Regions from separate parts of the Homo sapiens genome. Here regions 1, 2 and 3 are each linked to region 4. A link is a contact called in ENCODE Hi-C or POLR2A ChIA-PET data. All regions are on one chromosome and are shown on one strand. Each heading gives the region's core, a stretch centred on a gene start or an enhancer-like site at or near the end of the contact. The rest is flanking DNA. Distances are from core to core; before and after follow the strand shown. Region 1 has its middle 20 kb from the start of SCIMP. Region 2 holds the start of RNF167 (ring finger protein 167). Region 3 holds the start of ZNF594 (zinc finger protein 594). Region 4 holds the start of PIMREG (PICALM interacting mitotic regulator).

Region 1 (4,048 bases), core at 1,438-3,937, 1.2 Mb before region 4:
AAGGCGGATCACCTGAGGTCAGGAGTTCGAGACCAGCCTGGCCAACATAGAGAAACCCAGTCTTTACTAAAAATACAAAATTAGCCGGGCGTGGTGGTGCATGCCTGTAATCCCAGTTACTCAGGAGGCTGAGGCAGGAGAATCACTTGAACCTGGGAGGTGGAGGTTGCGGTGAGCCGAGATCACGCCACTGCACTCCAGCCTGGGCAACAAGAGTGAAATTCCTTCTCAAAAAAAAAAAAAGAGAGAAAGAAAAAAGAAAAAGGAAAAGAAAGTAATCTGAAGTGAAATACAGAGAAAGACAACGGCTGAGAATAAATGACAGTGAGTTGGGGGATAACTTCCAGAAGCCTAATGTACGTGTAACTGGAGTTTCCAATAACCGAGACTCCATTTCCAAAAGGAGGAGGTACAGAAAAATATATTCAAAGAAATAAGGGAAAAATTTTTCCTAACTTGATGAGAATGATACACCCGTAGATAATACACCCACCCAGCAAGCTCAATGAACCCAAAGCACAAGAATCATGAAGAACACTAATCAAAGTGCATCTTTTTTTTTTTTTTTTTTTTTGAGACGGAGCCTCGCTCTGTCACCCAAGCTGGAGTGCGGTGGCGCGATCTCGGCTCACTGCAAGCTCCGCCTCCTGGGTTCACGCCATTCTCCTGCCTCAGCCTCCCGAGTAGCTGGGACTACATGTGCCCACCACAATGCCCGGCTAATTTTTTTGTATTTTTTTAGTAGAGACGGGGTTTCACCGTGTTAACCAGGATGGTCTCGATCTCCTGACCTCATGATCCGCCCGCCTCGGCCTCCCAAAGTGCTGGGATTACAGGCGTGAGCCACCACGCCCAGCCCAAGGTGCATCTTAATCGGGCTACTTACAAACAGCAATGAAGAGAAGATATAAAAGCAGCCAGAGAAAAAAACAAATATAAAAATGACAGCAATCTTCTTTTTGGGAGTTAATGTGATGCAGAAGATGCTAAAGCAACATTTAAAAAGTACTAAAAGGGCCGGATGCTGTGGTTCACACCTGTAATTCCAGCACTTTGGGAGGCCAAGTCCGGTGGACCATTTGAGGTCAGAGTTCGAGACCAGCCTGACCAACATGGTGAAATCCGTCTCTACTAAAAATACAAAAATTAGCTAGGTATGGTGGCACGTGCCTGAAATCCCAGCTACTGGGGAGGCTGAGGCAGGAGAATTGCTTGAACCTGGGAGGCGGAGGTTGCAGTGAGCTGAGATCATGCCACTGCACTCCAGCCTGGGTGACAGAGCAAGACTCTGTCAAAAAAAAATTAAGAAAGAAATAAAGAAAATCGAAATAAAGAAAATCAAAATAAATGAAAGTTCTATCATATTCATGGATCGTAAGACTCAATATTGGTAAGATTTCAATTCTCCACAAATTGATCTACAAAATCAACACAGTTCCAATCAAAACCTTGGTGGGCTTTATTTGGTAGAATGAGCTGATTCTAAAATTTATTTAGAAATGCAAAGTACCTAGAATAGCCAAAATAACTTTGAAGCAGAATAAGTTGGAGGACTTACTACTTGATTCAAGAATTCTCATAAAGCTACAGTAAAAAAAACAATGTGTTATTGTTGCAGGTAATACATAAATAGATCAGTGAAACAGAAAAGAAAGTCAAGCAATAGACCTGCACATATATAGTCAGTTGATTTTTTTTTTTTTTTGAGATGGAGTCTCGCTCTGTCACCCAGGCTGGAGTGCAATGGTGCGATCTCAGCTCACTGCAACCTCTGCCCCCTGGGTTCAAGCAATTCTCCTGCCTCAGCCTCCTGAGTAGCTAGGTTTACAGACGCATGCCACCACGCCCGGCTAATTTTTTGCATTTTCAGTAGAGACGGGGTTTCACCATGTTAGCCAGGATGGCCTCGATCTCCTGACCTTGTGATCCACTCGCCTCAGCCTCCCAAAGTGCTGGGATTACAGGCACGAGCCACCTCGCCTGGCCATGGGTGCGGTTTATTTCATGTCAATCATAACTCAATAAAGCTGTCAAAAAAAAAAAAAAGAAAGAAAGGTGAGCCTGGGGTTGGGAAGGGTGAGTGTCAGTCAGAACATGGAGAACTCAGAAGCCAGACGGAGGGGTGTAGACGATCCCCCGGTGATGGGCCAGCACCCGAGCATTTCAGAAAGGAGTGGGTTGTGGGAAGCCAACACTGTCAGCAGGATCTGGAATGGATTGGATGCCAAAGAAAGGAGTGTGGGCAGGAGCTCCTTGCAAGGTACCTACTATAGTGGTGGGGGTGGATTCTAGAAATAAAAGGGGGTCATTTGGAAATGAAGGCGAGGTTAGAAAAAGAAAAGGAGGGAGAAGCAACTGGATCCATGACAATTTAGGGCCCGTCCCCCAGCTCCCAAAGCAGTCATTTGATAAACCAAATCGAGGGCAGAGAAGGCTCTTGGAAGCTTGAAAAAAAATTCCTGCTATGTCTGCTTCTTTCTGGTTTCTACCCTGTGTACAGGGTCCTGTGACCACAGCTCTTTCTGCTGACCGCAGCTGGGTATTCCTGCCTATGGAAAAAAACCACTCACTCGGCCCCGCTCACTCAGCAAAGGGGCCCGTGCTCCTGCTCCTGCACCCAACTGGCCTTCAGGACTGCAAGAGGCCCCAAGGGGCCAGCTCTTCCTGCTGCTCTCAGGGGCACCACCGTTACCCTGCCCAAGCCAAGAACTGTTTTCTCTCTCAAGTCAAGTTCCTCCTTTGGTCTGCCTTCTATCTCTCTAGGTGTAATGTAAGCCATGAATATTCATCCTGCCAAAGAGCCTGGAGTCAGTACCTGACTTTTCTGCTCACTTCCTCTCTACCTTGGTCCTACCTCAGTTTACTCCCAAAATGCTGCACCTACCACTATGCCCTGATTAACAGATGACCCCATCAGGTGACAGGAATCTAAATATAACTGTGGCTGGGTGGCTGACTTCCTGTGTGTGCTCAAGGCAAGAGACTAGGAATTGTGCCTTCACCAAGCCTGTAGATCCAGATCCTTGCTGCCTGAGACAGCCCTCAGGGTACAAGCTTGCAATCTGATGACAGAGAGAAGGGGAAGGGAGAAGAGGGGTGTGTGGTAGGAGACAGCTTGGTCCAGAGAAAGATGGGTGCCAAAACCAAGGCCAGAGGCAAAGTTTAGAGCCTTGAAAAATGACTAACATCAGTAAGGGATGGGTTCCTGTAAACTTTATTCTACCTAATGAGGAATCTGCGAGCCTTTGATTGACATCATAATAGTAAACTTGTGCCTGAATACCATGCCCAAGCCAACTGTTTCATTCTTTCTTCCATTTATTTATTCATCCAGCAAATATTCATTGAAACCCTGGTGGCTCCAGACTGACCAACATGGTGAAACCCCGTCTCTACTGAAAATACAAAAATTAGCTGGGTGTGGTGGCGCATGCCTGTAATCCCAGCTACTCAGGAGGCTGAGGCAGGGGAATCGCTTGAACCGGGGAGGTGGAGGTTGCAGTGAGCTGAGATTGTGCCACTGCACCCCAGCCTGGGGGACAGAGCCAGACTCTGTCTCAAAAAAAAAAAAAAAGAAACTCTGGTGGCAGACCTACATCCTGCCTTCAAGGAGTGGGCCCCAAAAAATAAAACTAAAAATTACGAACAATATGAAAAGGGCTCCAAAGGGGTCTTCAGCCCAGATCTGGCAGAGGTTGGGTCAGGGAAGGTTTGTTAGAAAAGATTCCATTCACACTCAAGTCCCAAAGGGTTTGTAGGAATAAGCTGAGAGAGGTGTGCCAGGGTCGGACAGATGGGCTGGGAAGACTCTGAGGGAGCAGTAAGCAGTCTGGATATTGGGCACTTAGGGTGAAATGGCATTGGGGGCCGGGATGAGGTGAGGCAAGGCTGGGCATACTGGCAAGTTCCTAATCTTGAATGCCTTCATTCACTCACTAACTCACCGAACAAATATTGATTGATTGATTGATTGATTGAGACAAAGTCTCACCCTGTTACCCAGGCTGGAGTGCAATGGCGTGATCTCAGCTCACTGCAGCCCCCGCCT
Region 2 (3,764 bases), core at 18-2,517, 1.5 Mb before region 4:
CAGGCCAAGGTCTAGAGCTGCCAACCCACAGTCTACCCTCCATCCTGAGGCCCCAATACCCAGTGTAAATGCCCCTCAGGCCTTCTGCCTTCAGGATACTGGTGAGGGCATGGAAGCTGGTTTTGTACTCTCGAGTCTTGGCCCCTTCCCCGCTCAACTGCATCCGGTTCTTCACCAGGTCCAGGGGCTGGACAAAAACTGTAGCTCCCATCCTGGGGGAAGACAGAGGTGGAGTGAAGGGCCAGGCATTCCAGATCTACCAGTGCCCACTGGAGCCTGGCAGCAAGAGGTTACAAAGGTCAGGGCCTGCCATGCGATTCAAGAATCAGGATGCTGGTGAGCATGTGTATAAGAGTCTATATGTACACCAAGTGCAACGGGTCTGAAAAGTCTAGTTGTCCAGTAGGGGCCATGCAATGAAAGTGCTCCAAGCAGCTTCATGACAGTCAAGCAGTGACCTGGGGCTGCACGCAGTCCGACACAGGGAGGGGAGGAAGGGGCATCCAAGATTTAGGACTCCAGGTAGTCCTGCAGGAGCCATTTAATGGCCTGGAACCCCCTGCCGCCCGGCCGAGCTTAGCAATGCGCTGGGAAACTCAGCTGGCCCGGCGGGGGTTGTGCAACGACCCTGCATGCAGTCCATAAGGGTCCTGCAATGGGGCCCTAGCAGCCCATCGGGGAACTCGCAATACGCTGGAGATCGCGCTGACCCCGTGCCGGCACAGTTCACTGCAACAGACCCAGAGATGAACCGGGCCCGGTTCCTTTTGCCCTTCCCTTCCTCCTCTTTTCCCATCCCTGGGGCCTGAGCTTACCCGGCCAGGCCCCCAAACAGGAACTTGACGGACTTAGGGGAGGTACGGGGCTTCCCGTCTATCCCGCCGGCCCCGGCACTCGCCGTCGCCGCCATCGCCACTCAATGGCCCTCGGCTCCGGGTCCCGTGCGCGCGCGGCCCCGCTCGCGCCCAAGGTGACACCGCGCGCGCAACAGAGCGAGGGCGCGCGCACGCCCCTCCAGCTCTCAGGTCCGACACCCGCTGGAAGCCGGCGCGGGCGCAGGCGCGCAGCGCAAAGGCGGCCGGGAGTAAGGCGGAGCTGAAGGAGGAGCTTGATGGAAGCGTGCGAGAAGGGGCGTAACTGATTTGGAAACCAGAGGAAAGGCGCTGTTTTCACCGAATTAGAATCGCGGGAAAATAGAGAAGAGTTTGTTTGAAGGTCTCGCGAGATCGAGTGAGTACGGCTCGCCAAGTTGGAGCGCTCTCGCGATAGACACAGCAACTATTCAGCTGCGAGGGGACGGGAGAGGTGGTGAGCACTCTCGCGAGATTTGAAGGAGCGGCGGAGGCCAGAGGGAGGAGAGGTTTGTAAACTAGGAGGCTCCGGGTTTCCGGGCACTTTTATTAGGTCGTCTTCTGGGCCACCAGTGCCCCTTCCATCTCCACAGGCAGTCCCTCCATCGCTAACCTTTTTTTAACCGGCCTTTTAGGACCGGAAGTCCTTCATCTCAAGCATCCAATGCTGAAAGCGGCCTGATTTTCTCTACCGGAAGCCCTTTTCCAGAGGCTGGGAACACGGCCCACCTAGCAGGAAGTCCCACCTCCTTGAGCTCCGCCACCCTTCCCGAAGTTTTTCTGTCACCTGTGTTAGGCTCCGTCCCCTTTCCGCGTTTTATCCCCGTACCAGAAAAGGATACATTTAGTGCCTCCCACCCAGCTCCACTAAACGGGTTGGATATCTCATTCTTTGAGTTGGTGTTCCTTCCCCGGCGCCCCCATGTAGCTGGGAAGTGGGACCTGGGGGTGGTTGGACCCCTGGGATCCTAAAGGAGGGGCAGGGAGGGCGCAGAACTCCGCTTCTGCTCCTTGCTACCAGGACGCGCGGCCTCCTCAGCCTCTTTCCTCCCGCTGCCATGCACCCTGCAGCCTTCCCGCTTCCTGTGGTTGTGGCCGCTGTGCTGTGGGGAGCGGCCCCGACCCGGGGGCTCATTCGAGCGGTGAGTCTGAGGGACGGATGGGGAAAGGGCGCTGAAAGGAAGGGTTGCAGGCTGAAGGGGAACATCGCCTTTTTTGTCCGCAGACCTCGGACCACAATGCCAGCATGGACTTTGCAGACCTTCCAGCTCTGTTTGGGGCTACCTTGAGCCAGGAGGGCCTCCAGGTGATTTTCTTTCTTTTCTTTTCCTCCTTCCCTCCCTTCCTTCCTTTTCTGTCTTTTTTCTTTTTTTAGTATTTCGCAAGATCCTCCATCCTAGGCTGGGGTTGGGGAGGTTTGTCCTGGGTGAAACTGGAGGTAGGAAAATGAAGTTAGGAACTGAGCACGTCTAGTGTAGAACCCAGAATCTAGAGGGAGAAGACAGAGTGTCCACCCCTGGAACTCCGAGGTTATCAGGGAGACTGAAAGTGGACGAAGACAGAAGGCAGGATCAACGGTCCTTATCAGGAAGGTCTCAGGTGCTAGTTATTGCTTATATGACTTTGGGCAAGTTAATCTCTCTGAGCCTTAGTTTGTTTTACTGTAAAATGGGATATTAGAAGTTTTCCTAGGGTTATTGTGAAGATCAAAGTAGATACGCAATTTTGGTAGTATTTCATCCCAAAGACTGCCACATAGCAAGAACTCAGTTGGGCCTTAGTAGCAGTCGAGTTGTTTGTGAGATGGGTAATTAGAAAATTGAAGAGGCCGGGCGCGGTGGCTCACATCTGTAATCCCAGTTCAAGACCAGCCTGGCCAACATGGAGAAACCCTATCTCTACTAAAATGGCAAAAATTAGCTGGGCGTGATGGTGCACGCATGTAGTCCCAACTACTTGGGAGGCTGAGGCAGGAGAATCACTTGAAACCGGAAGGTGGAGGTTGCAGTGAGCCGAGATCGCGCCACTGCACTCCAGCCTGGGTGACAAAACGAGACTCCATCTCAAAAAAAAGAAAAACAAAAAGAAAACTGAAGGGAGGGGAGTGTGTCTGTATGAGTATGTGCTGGAGAGGGGACTGTGAAACAGAACTTGAGAGAAAGTGACATGGGTGGTTTGAGAATTGAATTACAATTGGAATATTAGAAGGCAAAAATAATTGCATTAGCTTGCAGTATAGGGTACAGATTAGCCCATCTGGGACAGCGAGAGGGATGATGGGAGAGTTTGGTGAAGGGATGTTTTATGTCATTGCCTTTTCAAGAGGCTAAGAGAAGGTTGTGATGGTGGGATGCTCACTCAGACCCCAGGAAGGAGGAGGAAGTGAGGATAGAGGATGTGCAGCATGTGGGCTGGTGTGTTTGGTGGCCCCTGTAGAGAGCAGAATCTAGAAAGGAGAAATCTCACTGTTGTTTGCTTCCATCCTTCAGGGGTTCCTTGTGGAGGCTCACCCAGACAATGCCTGCAGCCCCATTGCCCCACCACCCCCAGCCCCGGTCAATGGGTCAGTCTTTATTGCGCTGCTTCGAAGATTCGACTGCAACTTTGACCTCAAGGTTGCTGAATGAGGAAGGGGAGCTGGGCAGCTGAGGGTAAAAAAAAGGCACCAGGAATGAAGACAGGTAAGGCCCATGATGGCTCCTTGTCCTCTGCCTTGTCTCCCTAGGTCCTAAATGCCCAGAAGGCTGGATATGGTGCCGCTGTAGTACACAATGTGAATTCCAATGAACTTCTGAACATGGTGTGGAATAGTGGTAAGGCTGGGGGAATCTATACAGCTGGGCTTTCAGTAGGACCCAGAGATGGTGGGAAGGCTGAAGGCCTCAGGAAAAGAAGCCAATCCTTTAGGTGGGG
Region 3 (4,356 bases), core at 474-2,973, 1.3 Mb before region 4:
GTACCAGAGGTTGGGAGTTCGAGACCAGCCTGACCAACATGGAGAGAAATCCTGTGTCTACTAAAAATACAAAATTAGCTGGGCGTGGTGGCACATGCCTGTAGTCCCAGCTACTCGGAAGGCTGAGGCAGGAGAATCGCTTGAACCTGGGAGGCGGAGGTTGCAGTGAGCCGAGATCGCACCACTGCACTCTAGTCTGTTGACAGAGCGAGACTCTGTCTTAAGAAAAAAAAGGAAGTTGGCCATTAATTCAAATAAAAACAAACAGCATGAGCCAAGAAAATGTGTCTACACTCAAAGCTGGCCTAGGGGCCACTATTTTTTAACTTAAGAAATGCCACTATTTCATGCCCAGTTCTTAGTATCTTTTAACTATGTCAATCCTTTTTAATTCACATTCATGGGCACGCATTAGGTGAAGCTAAACAAAGAATCTATGCCTAGAGGAAGACTCACACATGAAACAAGGTAGTAAGAGCCTATGAATTAGATGCTAAAAGCGCTGCGGTGGCAATCCGGGAAGGCTTCCCAAAAGAAATGACTTTTGAAGTGTGATACCCTACTTTGTTTTAACCTGAGTGACTCTCTCCTAGCAGAGAGAGAGCCGGACAGACTCCATTTTAGTTTCTCCACTGGCAGCCCCCTTTCACCTCCCTCCCTTAAGGCATAGCTAGTGTAAACTGACTCAAAGCACGTCCAGGAATGCACCTACTGATAAGATATTGAGGCAAGCTGCACCAGCAGCTCCTGGGGACGCGCTCGGTGGATGGCAAGCAAAACCCCTGCATTTATCTCTTTGTGATAGTTTAAGCCCGTGCAATTGGAACTGTTTATATTTTGTAACTGCATTTGTAACCAATTAATTTTTCAACTTTTTGCCAGTTCTGCTTCTGTAAAAATTGCTTCAGCTAAAATCCCCCCTCCCCTATTTAGACCACGGTATAAAAACAAAACTAGCCCCTTCCTCAGGGCCGAGAAAATTTTGGGCGCTAGCTGCCTCTCGGTTGCCGGCTAATAAGGACTCTTTAATTTGTCTCAAAGTGTGGCGTTTCTCTGTAACTCGCTTGGTCACAATAGAAGCTGCTCCTAAAAGCAATGTAGACCCTTACAAAGAGACCAGCCCACCTAAATCCCTCCCTTGTTTGAACTCTAACAGTCCTAATATTTTAGACTGAGTAGTAGAACATATATGAACAATACAGTTCATTCCTGTGGCTTAGTCTAGCCTCCCCAGCGGGGTCACTCGTGGGATGCAAAAACCAGATTTGGTTACATATACAAATATACCTGGCACAGATGTGGGCGAGGAATAATCAATTTATGCCTGACGGTGGATTCTGGGCCTCGGGAAGATGCCGTTAGCGGTACCCACAGGAGGGAACTGGAACAGGCAAGAGTAGCGGGACAGGGCCGGGAATGGGGCACGCCGAGACCAAGAAGCCGACCGAGAGCAAGAAGGCCCAGTCATGCGCACCCGGCGCCTACATCCTCCTGCGGTCCCCCAGGCCTCTCCCCATAGGCATATGAGCTCTGCTCCACTCCTCGCTTGCCGGTGGACGCAGGCGCCGCGGCCGCCAGCTCTGTGAACGCAGCGGGGTCTCACCTCCAGGCTACCCCCAACCTCCCGCTCGGTCGGGGGCCCCTCCACGGCCGCTATCACTGGGTCGCGGCTCCTAGCGCCACCATCTTGGACCCCGCGCCTGGGCCAGGCGAGAACTTCCGGTGCGCTCCCCGGGACTGCGGTCCCCCAGTCCGCGCCCCGCCCAGCCGTCCCCCGTCGGCTCCAGCCAATCCGCGCGCGCTCCCCTGGCCGTCTCCCACCGGATCAGGTGTCTCCTCTGCGCAGACTCCTCCACGACGCCAGTCGGCGCTGGCGTAGCTCGGCTCAGCCCGGCGGAGTCTGACTTCCGGAGGGCCAGCGGCGCGCTGGCTGGTTACCAAGGTTACCGCCGAGAGGCCGCGTCCTCAGCTGGTCCTAGACATGCGTGGCGTCGGGGCTGTGGCACGGTCGGGTCCGGGGTGAGTGACCCCTTCAAGTAACTACGTTTTTGTTCTGCCCTTTTGTTTTGTTTTTGAGATGGAGTCTCGCTCTTTCGCCCAGGCCGGAGTGCAATGGCGCGATCTCGGCTCACTGCAGCCTCCATCTCCCAGGTTCAAGCGATTCTCCTGCCTCGGCCTCCCCAGTAGTTGGGATTACAGGCGCCCACCACCACGCCCTGCTAATTTTTGTATTTTTAGTAGAGACGGGGTTTCGCCATGTTGGCCAGGCTAGTCTCGAACTCCTGTTCTGCCTGTTCTGTTTTCATCTTTTGTTATTGTTCCCTGCATGCATTTGTGGTCTCATTCATTGATGACTTCTATTTGCAATGCCCGGTCAAAGGCTAGGCGATACAGATCCCAACAAGGACAGCTTAATGTTTAAAAGTGTAAGTTCCGAAGTGAGAAAGTCAGACACTCAGAATCCTTGCCCCACCACTTAGGGGCTATGTGACTTTGAACAAGTTACCTATTAATAGCTTCTTCGCGCCTCCGTTGCTTCATTTGTAAAGTGAGGTAAATAATAGGACCGACCTCACTGACATATGTATGTGAAGTTTGCATGTGGCGAAGGCCAGATACATATTAGTTATTACTATGGAGATGATGTTGGTTCGCGTAGCGTAGGATCGTGGTAAGGGTTATATATGTATGTAAAGATGTAAGATGTCCAACCCCAAGCCTTTCCGAAGCAAAACTGTCAGTGCACTAGTCACTTTGGCTTCTCATATCTCTCTGTCCCAAACTTTGGGTTGCACGAATTATGCACGTTTCACTCTTGAATTTGTAAATGCAGCTACTACCAACTATTCCTTAATTTGCACAACTACATTTGAGATAGTATTTCATTGACTGTGTTACATTTTCATTGAAATACTGAGCCATGTCTCAAATAGACTTCAATTATAGTTGCTTTTATAGTTCCTTTTGCTTTACCTCTCTTAATAAGAGTGCACTAATAGAAGTTACTCTTTGGAATTTAGAAATGGGTTTTTAAGGCAGGGCACGGTGGCTCACACCTGTAATCCCAGCACTTTGGGAGGCCTAGGAGGCCGCATCACTTGAGCTCAGGAGTTCAAGACCAGCCTGGCCAGCATGGTGAAACCCCCGTCTCTACTAAAAATGCAAAACAATTAACTGGCATGATGGCAGGCGCCTGTAGTTCCAGCTACTCGGGAGGCTGAGGCAGGAAAATAGCTTGAACCCGGGAGGTGGAGGTTGCAGTGAGCCGAGATGGAACCACTTCACTCCAGCCTGGGCAACAGAGCAAGACACTGTCTCAAAAAAATAAAAAAAAAAATAGACTGTTCCGTGTCCTCTGCTCCTAGAGGCCCAGCCTCTGTGGCCCTGTGACCTGCAAGTATTGAGAGATCCACAGCTAAGACACCGGGATCCTCTGGGAGGCAAAAATGAGTTAGAACTCATAAGTGGGAGTTGAACAATGAGAACACATGGATAGAGGGTGGGGAACATCACATACCAGGGCTGGTGGGGGGTGGGGGGCTGGGGGAGGGATAGCATTAGGAGAAATACCTAATGTAAATGACGAGTTGATGGGTGCAGCAAACCAACATGGCACATGTATACCTATGTAACAAACCTGCACGTTGTGCACATGTACCCTATAACTTAAAGTATAACAAATAAATAAAATAAAATAAATGGGTTTAAAAAAAATCGTACAGGCTGGGCGAGGTGGTTCATGCCTGTAATCCTAGCACTTTGGGAGGCTGAGGCGAGTGGATCACTTGAGGTTAGGAGTTCAAGACCAGCCTGGCCAACATGGTGAAACTCCGTCTGTACTAAAAAATAAAAAAAATAAAAAAAAATTAGCCGCGCATGGCAGCATGAGCCTGTAGTCCCAGCTACTAGGGAGGCTGAGGCGGGAGAGTGGCGTGAACCCAGGAGGCAGAGCTTAAGTAAGCCAAGATTTTGCCACTGCACTCCAGCCTGGGCGATAGAGCAAGACTCCGTCTCAAAAAAAAAATAAAATTATCTGGATGTCGTGGTGCGTGCTTGTAGTCTCAGCCACCTGGGAGTCTGAGGCAGGAGAATCGCTTGAATTGGAGAAGCGGAGGTTGCAGTGAGCCAAGATCGCGCCACTGCACTCCACCCTGGGTGACAGAGCGAGACTCTTCTCAAAAAAAAAGAAAAGAAAAAAGAAAAAAGAAGTGGTGTAGATCGTGAAAGTATTAAAAGGGAAAATATTTGTAACATGCATGATAGGAAAAGGGATAACATGCATGACATAAAAGAGCTCCACATGACTTCAGGTTCCCTGAGAGTGCCTTGGGTTTTCCTCAACATTCACTGTATCAC
Region 4 (4,270 bases), core at 1,659-4,158:
GGTGTTAGGGGCTGAGGAAGGCAGTGTGGTGTGGTGGTTAGGCACAGGGACCCTAGCCCTAGACTGATGAAGTTTGAACCCTTGGCCCTGGTGTAGACTAACTGAGTGAAATTTGGGCCCTACCAAATTCTGTATTCTCAGCTTCCTCATCAAGTGTAGGTACAATGAAGATGTCAGTCCGTTTTCTGTTGTTATATCTGAATACCACAGACTGCATAATTTATAAAGAAAAGACACTTAGCTCATGGTCTGGAGGATGGGAAGTTCAAGAGCATAGCACTGGCATCTGGTTGGCATCTGGTAAGGGCCTTCTTGCTGTGTTGTAACATGGCAGAAGGCATCGCATGGTGAGAGGGCAAAAGCGTGCCTGTCAGCTCGGGTCTCTCTTCCCCTTCTTTTAAAGCCACCAGTACCATCATGGGGGCCCCATCTGTTTGATCTTATCTAATGCTAATTACCTCCCAAAGGCCTCACCTCATCAACATACTGGACGTTGGGAATGGTAGGTGCAAGGAAGGAATAGGAGAGATTTGTTAAAAGACACAAAGTTACAGCTAAATAGGAGTAATAAGCTTAGTATTCTATAGCACTGTGGAATGACTAGAGTGAACAATAATATATAGTTTCGAATAACTAGAAGGAAGATATTGACTCTTACCAACACAGAAAAACGATAATGTTTGAGATGATGAATATGCCAATTACCCAGATCTGATCACTCTACATTATATGTATCAAAACATCACTATGTGCCCCATAAATGTTTAATTATTACTTGTCAATTTTAAAAAAAATTTTAAAGAAAATTACAAAGTAGCTCATACTTAGAAAATAATATATGTACAGGTATGTGTATACACACGCATTTATAAAGTGATACGTATAAAATTACTTACATATATGGTTTAAAGAATAATAAAGACTAGGCAAGGTGGCTCACGCTTGTAATCCCAGCACTCTGGGAGGTCAAGGCAGGAGGACTGCTTGAGCCCAGGAGGTTGAGACTGCAGTGAGCTATGATTGTACCACTGCACCTCAGCCTGGACAACAGAGCAAGATCCTGTCTAAAAGAAAAAAAATAAAAAAGAAGAAAGTAAACATCCATGTGGCCACCACCCAGCCTACAAAATGGAACATTATCTTTGAAGTCCTTTGAGCCCTTTCCTCATTACATCCTCTTCTCCTGCCACCCTTCCAAAAACGACGACTTATTTTATTTTGGTGTTTCAATTCCTTTGCTTTCCATAATAGCTTTGTCCACAAATGTATGTGCATATTCCTAAACCATATTGTTGAGCTTTTTTGCGTTTGAATTTATACAGTGTCATACTTTATGTTTGTCTGCATATTGCTTTTTTTTAATCTAACATATTTCTGAGATTGACTTAAGTTACACCATCTGGCTACAATTTGCTTATTTTTCAGTGCTGTATAATATTCTATAATTTGAATAAATAACAATTTATATGTCTTAAAAAATGCCACCGATAGCCAGGAACGGTGGCTCACGTCTGTAATCCCAGCAGTTTGGGAGGCTGAGGCGGGTGGATTGCCTAAGGTCAGGAGTTCGAGACCAGCCTGGCCAACATAGTGAAACCCCATCTCTACTAAAAATACAAAAAATTAGCTAGGCGTGGTGGCAGGCACCTGTAATCCCAGCTACTAGGGAGGCTGAGGCAGGAGAATCGCTTGAACCTGGGAGGCGGAGGTTGCAGTGAGCCGAGATCATGCCATTGCACTCCAGCCTGGGCAACAAGAGTGAAATTCCGTCTCAAAAACAAACAAAAAATGCCACCGATATATGAATTTGGGCATTACATTTCCAACATGTGAAATTTGAGGGACACATTCAAACCATAGCAGAGGATCAAGTAAGTTAATAAACTGCAACACCGGTACCTGTGCATACTAAGTGCCATATACACGTTAATCATTATCATCATCCTTTCCTTGGAAATCACTGAGGCCAAAGGAGTGGGTGAGACCACCCAGAAACGGAGAGGGCTGAAGACAGAGTCTCAAGAAGCCATCATCTCAGGCTCTTGTGCGGAGAAGTAACAAAGAAACCAGCCGGGGGAGTGGGCAGCACTGCTCTGAGGTCACCGAAAGGAGAAAGATGAGCTGGAGAGAGCTTTATAATGGCTGCATTTGTTTGGATGCTAAGGAGAAGAGAGGCAGGCATTCCGCTGGAGAGAGGGAGGGATGCGTGGGGCAAGGCGGGGGCGGGGAGCCGGTGTAGACGGGTGGAGGGCAGACCGGTACTCTGGTCTATCCCCGCTTCCGGGACGCGTTTTCTAGGGAGGGCGGAGCGTGGATGGCGAGTATGGGGAACTCAGAGAGGGACAGTGTCTTGTCACAGGAAGGGAGGGTCAGGAGGGAAATTTGAAAGAAAACGTCTCTGGGAACCCAGGGCTCTGCACTGCCAGTCCCTGGCTCCTTCTGACAAAACCACTGAGCAAGAAGGAAAAGCCAGACCCCTTGGCAGGATGAGAGGGGTCTCTGCCCGCTGCCGGGCCTGGGGCCTGGGGCCTGAGCCAGGAGGCCTAGGTCCCAGGACCTCCGCCTCCACCCCATGGGTCAGAGCAGCCTGAACCCTGTGCGCGCTCCAGGGAGGGGACCCGGTGTGCGATGCGCGGGGGCTGGGCTAGCAAGGGCAGTGGCGCGAGCGGGACGCAGGATACAAAGCCCGGAGCCACGAGGCTGGCGGCGGGGCGGGGGCCGGAGCGATGAATGGGCACGGCCGGGCCAATCCAAGCGCAGCATTTGCAGCCGCGAGAGAGGGAGCCAATCGGATCCCCGGGGCGGTGGCGGTGGCGGGGGCGGGGACGGAACCAATCAGCTGTGAGGACGGGGCCGGGGGCGGAGCCGCGCAGAGTTTCAAATCGGCTGCGGTGGGCGAGGAGCAGCTGTGCTGCGGCTGTGCTCGGCCTTAGTGGTGTCGGGTGAGTGCGGGCTGGGCACAAGTTTCGCCCTTGTTGCCCAGGCTGGAGTGCAATGGCGCGATCTGGACTCAAAACAATTTTTTTGTTCGGAGGGGAGGGCATCAGGTTCTGTTCACAGGGGAGGGCATCAGGTTCGGACACGCACGGCCTGTGGGGTCGTCTGGGTACCACAAGAAGTCGGATCGAAATCGGGGCGTCTGGTGGGAAGGCCGGGGTCTGGGCGGGTGCGCGTTTGGTCTGGGCGAGCTGGTGAAGAAGATGGTGATCGTGTCCTGGGCCCAGCGCTGAAGCTCGGCTACGGCGTGTCTTGACCCTGCCTCCCCTCCTCGCCTGAGCCAGAGAGAGGAAGGAGGTTGGGATGAAAAGACAGCTGTTTTGGAAACTTGAAGGGCGGGACATCAGAAATGCTGCTGACCCGAGGCCCCTCTTCCAGGAAGCATCCTCCTTCCTGCACCCACACTTACCAACTCGCCCGCCCCCGCCACCCCGCTGCATCCCGTCTCTTCCCCTGTGTCCAGGGTCTCTGTGGGGCCTGGGAATGGGTATGGGGAATGCCTTGCTGATCTGCCTTTCGCCCTCCTCCCCAGGGTCTAGTGGACAGAGAAGACTCTTGGCCAGGCAGATGGCTTCTCGGTGGCAGAACATGGGGACCTCCGTGCGCCGGAGATCTCTCCAGCACCAGGAGCAGCTGGAGGACAGCAAGGAGCTGCAGCCTGTGGTCAGCCATCAGGAGACCTCTGTAGGGGCCCTGGGGTCCCTGTGCAGACAGTTCCAAAGGAGGCTGCCCCTGAGAGCCGTCAACCTCAACCTCCGCGCAGGGCCCTCCTGGAAACGCCTGGAAACCCCAGAGCCAGGTCAGCAGGGCCTCCAGGCTGCAGCTCGCTCAGCTAAGAGTGCTTTGGGTGCCGTGTCCCAGGTAATACTGACAACACTAATCATCTTTTTTATGGAGTGTTTCCTTGGTGCCAGGCAGTTCCTGCCCTCAAAGAGCCTCAAGAATATAGACTTCATGAAAACAGGGACGTTGGTTAGTTCACTGCTGTTTCCCCACCACCCCAGATAGTTCCTGGCACATATAGGTGCTCAACAAATAGTTGAATGAGTGAATGAAAGCATGTCTTGGAGGAAACAGATGCTCACAATACCAGGTGATAAGAGCTGTACGTGATAGGAAATTGCAAAGCAAGTGACCAATAGTGAGGCTCACCAAATGCAAGCTTAGTCGGTGAAGGCTTCCCAGAGGAGGTGATTCCAGAGTTCACCCAGGGAAGCAAAGGTCAAGGGGTATTTAGGGTAGGGGAAATAGTGCAAGTCCAGGCCTAGAGCTG

The links. Hi-C counts contacts between places; a loop is a spot of excess contacts on that map. ChIA-PET counts read pairs that join two places held with the same protein, here RNA polymerase II (POLR2A). Pooled maps may share reads with other maps.
Region 1: a loop to region 4 is called in a pooled map, with 2.6 times the contacts of the local background. The contact joins the enhancer-like site here to the promoter of PIMREG in region 4. A Hi-C loop is called at or near these places in 9 of 168 maps with a recorded cell type or tissue (HCT116, IMR-90, aorta and 6 more), 1 of 37 single-sample maps with no recorded cell type and 22 of 50 pooled maps. POLR2A ChIA-PET finds 5 or more read pairs at or near these places in 1 of 52 experiments (activated CD4-positive, alpha-beta T cell).
Region 2: a pooled map shows a loop between it and region 4 (9-fold over the local background). The contact joins the promoter of RNF167 here to the promoter of PIMREG in region 4. A Hi-C loop is called at or near these places in 2 of 37 single-sample maps with no recorded cell type and 4 of 50 pooled maps. POLR2A ChIA-PET finds 5 or more read pairs at or near these places in 1 of 52 experiments (OCI-LY7).
Region 3: a loop to region 4 is called in a pooled map, with 5 times the contacts of the local background. The contact joins the promoter of ZNF594 here to the promoter of PIMREG in region 4. A Hi-C loop is called at or near these places in 8 of 50 pooled maps. POLR2A ChIA-PET finds 5 or more read pairs at or near these places in 2 of 52 experiments (HCT116 and activated T-cell).

What each region holds. Positions count from the first base shown.
Region 1 is chr17:5,252,429-5,256,476 of GRCh38, forward strand. No RefSeq gene overlaps it. Among named protein-coding and RNA genes, the nearest start is that of SCIMP, 20 kb to the left of the region's middle. RefSeq lists an enhancer at 2,090-2,595. Within about 2 kb of position 2,688, at least 4 of the 41 ENCODE cell types and tissues checked have a DNase peak (open chromatin) inside an H3K27ac peak, as active enhancers do.
Region 2 is chr17:4,939,001-4,942,764 of GRCh38, forward strand. RNF167 (ring finger protein 167) reads left to right here and starts at 1,268. Exons shown (of 10, transcript NM_015528.3): 1 at 1,268-1,360; 2 at 1,487-1,993; 3 at 2,077-2,157; 4 at 3,341-3,466; 5 at 3,577-3,664. The coding sequence starts at 1,910. It overlaps SLC25A11 (solute carrier family 25 member 11), which reads right to left and starts at 1,046. Exons shown (of 8, transcript NM_003562.5): 1 at 816-1,046; 2 at 60-212. The coding sequence starts at 910. RefSeq lists enhancers at 1-379, 1,096-1,165, 2,046-2,175 and silencers at 886-955, 1,518-1,712.
Region 3 is chr17:5,190,145-5,194,500 of GRCh38, forward strand. ZNF594 (zinc finger protein 594) reads right to left here and starts at 1,724. Exons shown (of 2, transcript NM_032530.2): 1 at 1,604-1,724. It overlaps ZNF594-DT (ZNF594 divergent transcript), which reads left to right and starts at 1,863. Exons shown (of 6, transcript NR_152840.1): 1 at 1,863-2,019. RefSeq lists a silencer at 1,659-1,858.
Region 4 is chr17:6,441,547-6,445,816 of GRCh38, forward strand. It overlaps PIMREG (PICALM interacting mitotic regulator), which reads left to right and starts at 2,909. Exons shown (of 6, transcript NM_019013.3): 1 at 2,909-2,942; 2 at 3,530-3,858. The coding sequence starts at 3,565. The region is part of intron 2 of LOC107985017 (a long non-coding RNA gene); the gene reads right to left. RefSeq lists silencers at 2,219-2,368, 2,599-2,848, 2,931-3,158 and an enhancer at 2,289-2,867.